Linked DNA regions of Homo sapiens: all the other regions are linked to region 3. The links are chromatin loops, found by intact Hi-C in ENCODE. Cell type or tissue: CD4-positive, alpha-beta T cell. All regions are shown on one strand.

What was found. Hi-C counts contacts between places; a loop is a spot of excess contacts. Peaks named below come from ENCODE experiments on the same cell type or tissue, not always from the same donor. Only the 100,000 strongest peaks of a DNase experiment are listed, where the experiment ranks them.
Region 1: it touches region 3 in a loop (22-fold over the local background); 5 of 110 quality-filtered maps call a loop at or near these places.
Region 2: a loop joins it to region 3, with 2.0 times the contacts of the local background. A loop is called at or near these places in 7 of 110 quality-filtered maps.

Annotation. Positions count from the first base shown.
Region 1 is chr9:88,322,029-88,324,528 of GRCh38, reverse strand. It overlaps the pseudogene RPSAP49. Among named protein-coding and RNA genes, the nearest start is that of SPIN1, 65 kb to the left of the region's middle. In CD4-positive, alpha-beta T cell, no CTCF peak of the experiment used is centred here; a DNase peak (open chromatin) is centred at 1,448.
Region 2 is chr9:87,683,497-87,685,996 of GRCh38, reverse strand. The region is part of intron 20 of DAPK1 (death associated protein kinase 1); the gene reads right to left. Among named protein-coding and RNA genes, the nearest start is that of CTSL, 41 kb to the left of the region's middle. In CD4-positive, alpha-beta T cell, a CTCF peak has its summit at 1,230 (motif pointing left); no DNase peak of the experiment used is centred here; H3K4me3 peaks cover 189 bases.
Region 3 is chr9:87,973,825-87,976,324 of GRCh38, reverse strand. It overlaps CDK20 (cyclin dependent kinase 20), which reads left to right and starts at 1,792. Exons shown (of 8, transcript NM_001039803.3): 1 at 1,792-1,953; 2 at 2,290-2,403. The coding sequence starts at 1,879. It overlaps LOC105376131 (a long non-coding RNA gene), which reads right to left and starts at 1,690. Exons shown (of 3, transcript XR_930088.2): 1 at 1,463-1,690. In CD4-positive, alpha-beta T cell, a CTCF peak has its summit at 1,380; a DNase peak (open chromatin) is centred at 1,614; H3K4me3 peaks cover 1,579 bases; H3K27ac peaks cover 1,694 bases.

The DNA of each region.
Region 1 (2,500 bases), 350 kb before region 3:
TAAGTGGGTTCCTGCTGCAAGGAACTTAAGGACATCCTTCTTCTTCATTTGCAGGACATCAAGGGCTCCGCACATTGTGAAAGTTTTCCTTGAAGTTACGATGGGAATCCAGAACGCCGTATGGACCCCTCTGTGGGTAGCGCAGAAATAATTTTTGTATTTTCAGTAGAGACGGGGTTTCACCATGTTGGCCAGGCTGGTTGTGAACTCCTGACCTCGTGATCTGCCGTCCTCCGCCTCCCAAAGTGTTGGGATTACAGGCGTGAGCCACCACGCCCAGCCTCTTCTTTCCTTCTTTTCCTCTTTCTGGAATTCCTACTGGGTAGGTGTTGTACCTCTGTATTAATCATCTATATCTCTTATTGTTTCTGGCCTATTTTCTGTTTCCTGTTCTCTTTATTCTCTGTGACCTCCTAAACATTATTGTCCACCCATATTTATTATTTTACATTTTGTGAACCATAATTTTAATTTCCAGAGGCTTTTACTGTGGTTCTTCTCACAGGGCTTATTTTTCACTGTGTCATGTTCTTGTTTTATTGTTTTATGGATGGAATATTTTCTAAAATCTCTCTGGGGATGCTGATCAAAGAAGTTCTGTTCTTTCATGTTCTTTGTTTTATGTTCTTTTTTCTTTGTGAGACGGCGTCTCAGTGCAACCTCCACCTCATGGGTTCAAGCGATTCTCCTGCCTCAGCCTCCTGAGTAGCTGGGATTACAGGCGTCTGCCACCATGCCCAGCTAATTTTTGTATTTTTAGTAAAGACAGGATTTCACCACGTTGGCCAGGCTGGTCTCAATCTCCTGAACTCGTGATCTGCCCGCCTCGTCCTCCCAAAGTACTGGGATGACAGGCCTGAGCCACCGTGCCAGGCCTGTTTTATGTTCTTATGTTCTCTGAATTCTCTCTGTGTTCTTTGAGGTTAAACTTCTATCTTTGTCTTTCTCTCTCTTTTGGAATCCTCATTGCTTTCTTTCATACCACAGGTTTTCTCTAATTCTGCAGCGAGCCTCTGTTAAGCTTTTATATTTGAGAATGAGGGACTATAAAAGCTGACAGAAACTCTGGGACATGAACAGGGACTGCTGCCTTTAGATCACCCTTTGTGGGGAGGCCTTTACTCTGGTCATGCACACCAGCTGCTCAAGTCCCTCCAGACTGTGCACATGATTCTTTGCCTGGAGTCATTACCTGGCTGGATGTCCTCACAGTTCTGTGCATGGGGTGGGGTGGGGATGGGGGTGTTGACTGTTCTACACACAGGTCTTCAATCCTGATTGATTTTCAGCCCTACTGGACTCTCCTGCCTCTAACTGTGGAGCCCTGGCCCCATCCCAGACTCTACAGAGCACAGTAGTTTCTTCCATGGCTCCACCCTCCATCATCCCATCCCACCAGTAGCTGCTTGTCTAGCTGTGGCTTCCTCTGAGTTGTGGTTTCCTCTGCTATTTCCTCCAGCAACGTTCTTCACTCTGGGTTCAGTGTTGCGGAAATGGTCTGTCGTCTTCCCTCTGCAGATGTCATCATCAGCATTGTCCTCATTCTATTTGTGGGTTTTTTTTACACCTGTCCCATTCCTTCACTTGTGTGCTGTTGCTGGAACCTATGGGAGGCTCCTAGCCTATGACAAACCAGGCACAAAGGTCCAAAGAAACTACAGAGCTAAGTGCAGAAACAGAAAGATTCTGATACAAGTGTTCTGATGTAAACATTTAACATATTGAATTGTTTGGGGCATTTGATCCAACTGCAAACACGTACATCCATGATTTAGTTGCTAAGACACATTCTGGCCCTATGCAGAATCTGTAAATGCCTTTCCTCCAACTCTGTAAAATTGAATCTGTGGGCCTGGCACAGTGGCTCACGCCTGTAATCCCAGCACTTTGGGAGGCCGAGGCAGACCGATCACCTGAGGTCAGGAGTTTGAGACCAGCCTGACCAACATGGAGAAATCCCGTCTCTACTAAAAATACAAAAATTGGCTCACGCCTGTAATCCCAGCACTTTGCGGGGGCCAAGGCGGGTGGATCACGAGGTCAGGAGATCGAGACCATCCTGGCTAACACGGTGAAACCCCGTCTCTACTAAAAATACAAAAAAAAAAAAAAATTAGCCGGGTGTGGTGGCCGGTGCCTGTAGTCCCAGCTACTCAGGAGGCCGAGGCAGGAGAATGGTATGAACCCGGGAGGCAGAGCTTGCAGTGAGCTGAGATCGCACCACTGCAACTCCAGCCTGGGTGACAGAGTGAGACTCTGTCTCAAAAAAAAACAAAAACAAAAACAAACAAATGAAAAAAAACAAAATTAGCCGGGCGTGGTGGCACATGCCTGTAATACCAGCTACTCGGGAGGCTGAGGCAGAAGAATTGCTTGAACCCAGGAGGCGGAGGTTGTGGTGAGCCAAGACTGCACCATTGCACTCCAGCCTGAGCAACAAGAGTGAAAATCCGTCTCAAAAAAAAAAAAAAAAATTTGAATCTGCGACCTCAGAGATTCA
Region 2 (2,500 bases), 290 kb after region 3:
TTTCAGTTGTTCTTGCAGCGAGTCTCCACTTGAGGCCTTCCGATTTTAGCATTTCCTCAACACCTGCTCATCTTCCCTTTTAATGAAGAGGGTGTGGGCATTGGCGTTTAGCGGGATTTTATTCACATTGGTTGCTGTTCACTGCATTTATTTTTACTTATGGCAGTGACACTGGGTTCCCATTTATGATAGGGATATTAACTTTCATTTTCAAATCAATGTATTTTAGTACATTTTAAAAAGTGAGTCAGTTTAAAGGAAACATTATGTAAACAATGGTGAACTTGTGGGTGTTGTACGGGAGCTGAATAACAGAGTCTGGGTCCCCTGCGTTTAGGCATAGAGCCTGTGCTTCCTCACTGTCTCAGTTACTCACTGGCCTGCCCTGCTCCCCGTCTCTCCCACCAGGCTTGTGCAGGCAGAAGCTGCCTTTCTGGTCAGGGCTGTGACCCAGGGCCCACAGAGAGTGCTCTGTAAGAACTTGGTGAACGAATTGCATTGGAGAAGGGATTCATTGATCTTAACTGCAGTACCATTGGTTTACCATTAATACAATAGACATTGCGAGGCACTAAAGAAGTGACCATTTCACCTGGGTATCTGACTTTAAAACAGGCGATCCAAACACCAAGGTAATCCCTTACTTAAAGACCAAAGAGTTAAGACTTTGGACATGGATAATGGGGGTATCCAACGGAGGGGATGAGGAGAAGAAAAGTGGATCCTAAGGGCAGGATTAGGTACAGGGAAAGGAGAAAGGGCACTAGGAGGGCAAGATTTATTCTTAAAAACACCAACACATATTCTATTTCTGTAGGAAAGTTGGCAGATAGGAATGTAAATAGAAAACAAAAGCAAAATGATGTAAGTCTTGATGTCAACATAGCTGCCATTTTAGTGTATTTCTCTGCATATTGTTAATCCCAGCCTGCAAAAGCTGCTGGGTTGCCCAAGAATGGGTCTGTCCACTTCCCTGTGACCTGGAATTTGTGTCTGGGTGCCTGCCTGTCAGGAACAAGCCTTCTTTTAGTGGCATGTGGCCCTGTGCTTAATGAGAGCAGACGTTGGTAAATGGCAGTCATTCCTGCTCCTCGGTGACAGTTTTCGTTGGGAGGATAAAAGGTTAGGACAGGCTTTGTACAAGGTGTTATGAAAACAATAATTTCATGGGGAAGCACCGAAATCCCAGGAAATCATTTTTGTTAGCTACTGCCCCCTGGCGGTGTAACGTGACGGCTCCCAGGAGACCCACTTTACCTGGTCACCGGGAATTCCTCCCGCAGGCTCCTCTCCGCGGGAATAGGAATGGCTTCTTCAAATACTCTTCCTGGACATTCATGCCTCCTATGACCTTGGATGTTTTCCTTCCCACAGCTCAACAGCCACAACCCTCAGTGTCCCCACAGCTGAGTGATGTGTGCAACAGAAAACTTCGAGGGGACCCCGTCCGGTCTCCTGGCTGGGAGCTCAGCCTTGGCCTCCAGCGTTCTCAAGAGAACGGCAGTGGAAAAGGGCCAAAATTCTAAAAGCAAACTTCTTGCTGTCTGATGATATAAATGTTGCCATGTAGGCATCTCTCTCATTGAAGGGAAAAGGGCCTGACAATTCTAGGAGAGGTCACTGGTGTCCAGAGCCCTGGCCTGAAAGAGACCCCAGCACGGCCTGCCAGGCACGAGCAGTGCCCCCTGGCAGGTGACAGTGTTGCTGCTTCAGGAACCAGGCCCAGTCCCTGGAGGCATGCTCAGGAGCGGCAGTTCCTCGGGTGTCTAACAAAGCCACGCTGCTCCGTTGGCCCCCAACACACATACCCTCTGCCAAAGTCCAATCTCCCCAGGCCGCCCTCGCGGTGCCCTGTGCTTGTGCCCTGCTCTGCATTTCCCGGGCGCTGTCTGATGCTGATGTACAAGCTGTGAGGGCAGCAAGTGCCTGGTGACCCGCCCAGTCCAGGGATGGGGGCATCTTGTCTGTCTCATCCACCTCCAAGTCCAGCTGCCGAGCTATGCCTCCTGCCCAGGGATCCCTCAGCCACCAGGCTTCAGGGGCAACCACCAGCGCACACTTCCTCCACCAGGGGCAGGCGGCACTGACTGTGGGGGCCCAGGGACCAGGACAGCTGCCTCCTCCCCAGACCCCACGGCTGGGCTGAAAGCAGCTGGTGTGCCTGCACCTTAGGGCTCTCATGCAGAGGGGCTTCTGCCCCCGCGCCAGGACCCCCTCCCCGATCCCTGGCTAAAGATGCTCCCCCCATGGTGGGGCGTGCAGAAAAAGGGTCACCCAGAGCCACCCTTCACCAGGAACCTGCTGCAAAGACCAGACACAGATACTGAGGAGAAGCAAGGCCATGGATACCTCACCTCTGAGGCCAAGGGCAGAGCCACAGGTGACTCCCAGGACTCCACAATGGGGGCTCCTGGGCATCATCTGCACACCCACTTAGGCCTTGCAAACTTTCCAGATCATGAGCTCATGACCTCTCTCTCTCTCTCATATCCCACCCTCC
Region 3 (2,500 bases):
TCAAGTGATCCGTAGGACTCGGCCTCCCAAAGTGCTGGGATTACAGGCCTGAGCCACCATGCCCAGCCTATCTTCGCCAGTTTTAATGCTAAAAACTATTCCATTCTATGGCACTCCCTTAACTTAACTTAGCCATTTTTCCATCTGGGTATTTGGGTTGTTTTCAGATCTCTGCTATCATCAAACAGGAGGAATACTTTGTATGGACATCAAGTCATTCTTCTGCAATTATTAACCCAGAAGTGAAATTTCTAAGCTAGAAAATATTTGCTTTTTTGGAAAATTAATAAATTATATTCAAAACTCAAATAATGTAAAGAGACCCAGTGAAAAGTCTGCCTCCTATTCTGTCCCCCTGTCCTCCCAGTCCCTCTTCCACCAGGTAACCACACTCAGGAAATCTTGTGTATCTTTCCAGATATCTTGTAATGGATGTACAAGCATTATTTATATTCTTTTCTCCTTTTGTTTACACAGCCAGTGGTACTCTATGCATTCTGTCCTGCATCTTGCCTTTTTCATTTAACAACCTATTTTAGAAATCTTCCCATTGCTGTACATAAAAAGATTTAATACCTCATTTGAAGGAGGCACCACAATGATGGACATCTGTGTTGTTTCCAATAGTTTGCCGTTGAAACAACGTTGCAATGGAATAACTTTGTACATGTCATTTCACATGTGTAAAAGGTGTCTATTGGGGAAATTGCTAGAAGTGGCTTTGCTGAGTCTGAGGGTCTGTGCATTTGTGATTTGATCAACATCGTCAAATTATACTGCCACCAGCAATGTATGAAAGTGCTTGTTTTCCCGTAGCTTGGTCAATGAACTATTAGACCTGAGATCTTTAGCCATCCAATATGTGAAAAACTGTAACTTTAGTTTGCATTTGTTTATTGTATGTGAAGTTGAGCATCCTTTCAGAAGTTTAAGGCCTACTCTGTCCTGTCTGGGTCAGAGTATGCCCTTTTATTTTATTTTTAGTTTTAGTTTTTGAGACAGAGTCTCGCTCTGTCACCCAGGCTGGAGTACGGTGGCGCAATCTCGGCTCACTGTAACCTCTGCCTCCCGGGTTCAAGCGATTCTTCTGCCTCAGCCTCCTGAGTAGCTGGGATTACAGGAGCACGCCACCACGCCCGGCTAATTTTTTTTGTATTTTCAATAGAGACGGGGTTTCACCATGTTGGTCAGGCTGGTCTCGAACTCCTGACCTGATGATCCGCCCGCCTCAGCCTCCCAAAGCGCTGGGATTACAGGCGTGAGCCACCGTGCCCGGCCCTCAGAGTATGCCCTTTTAAAAATCTGTGGGTACACGTAGCCAACTGACATTTTAAGACAAGAGGACCCACAGACCCTCTTTCCACAACGCAGCCCGGGACCTGTCTGTCTGCATCAATAGTGCCTGGCTTTCGGAGCTAGAAAACAGCACCTGCGCGTGGTCGAAGCCTGAACCTCTACTTACAGGTGCGGAGCTTCCGGCTTGCCAGGGGAAGGAGCCCGCCCCTCCCGGCTGCGTGCACCAGCGCAGCTAGTCACGTGACGCCGGGGGCGGGGGCAGATAGGAGGTGCCTGCTGTCATCGTTCCGTGGGCCCTGCTGCGGGCACGCTCTCGGCGCATGCGTTTTTTATGCGGGATTAAGCTTGCTGCTGCGTGACAGCGGAGGGCTAGGAAAAGGCGCAGTGGGGCCCGGAGCTGTCACCCCTGACTCGACGCAGCTTCCGTTCTCCTGGTGACGTCGCCTACAGGAACCGCCCCAGTGGTCAGCTGCCGCGCTGTTGCTAGGCAACAGCGTGCGAGCTCAGATCAGCGTGGGGTGGAGGAGAAGTGGAGTTTGGAAGTTCAGGGGCACAGGGGCACAGGCCCACGACTGCAGCGGGATGGACCAGTACTGCATCCTGGGCCGCATCGGGGAGGGCGCCCACGGCATCGTCTTCAAGGCCAAGCACGTGGAGGTGAGGCTGGACCGCGGCCGGCAGCCTGGCGGGGGTGTGCCCCCGCCACCCTCCGGCTAACGCTCTAAACTGTTTCGGTTCCCTTTTTACATCCAGTACAGTTTTTAAAACCTACTCATATTCTAAACCTACTTTGGGCCGTTGCGCTTCCCTCCGCACAGCTGGCTTGGTCCCCTACCCCAGCGGCTGGGTCCCAGGCTAGTCCTAGACCCCCGAGGAGGGCCTCTGGCCGAGCCGGGGGCGCGTGTCTCTCTCTCAACCACCTTCCCCTCACCCACCTTCATCTCTCTTTCCCAGCCGAGGGTGGGCTGGCAGTGTCTGCCTTCTATCCTGCAGACTGGCGAGATAGTTGCCCTCAAGAAGGTGGCCCTAAGGCGGTTGGAGGACGGCTTCCCTAACCAGGCCCTGCGGGAGATTAAGGCTCTGCAGGAGATGGAGGACAATCAGTATGTGAGTAGGGGAGGGGGGGCATGGTATTCTCACCCTCAGTCGCTCGTTCCCACTTCTTTGTGCCTTCATTTTCCCAGCTACGCCTTCACCAGCTTTC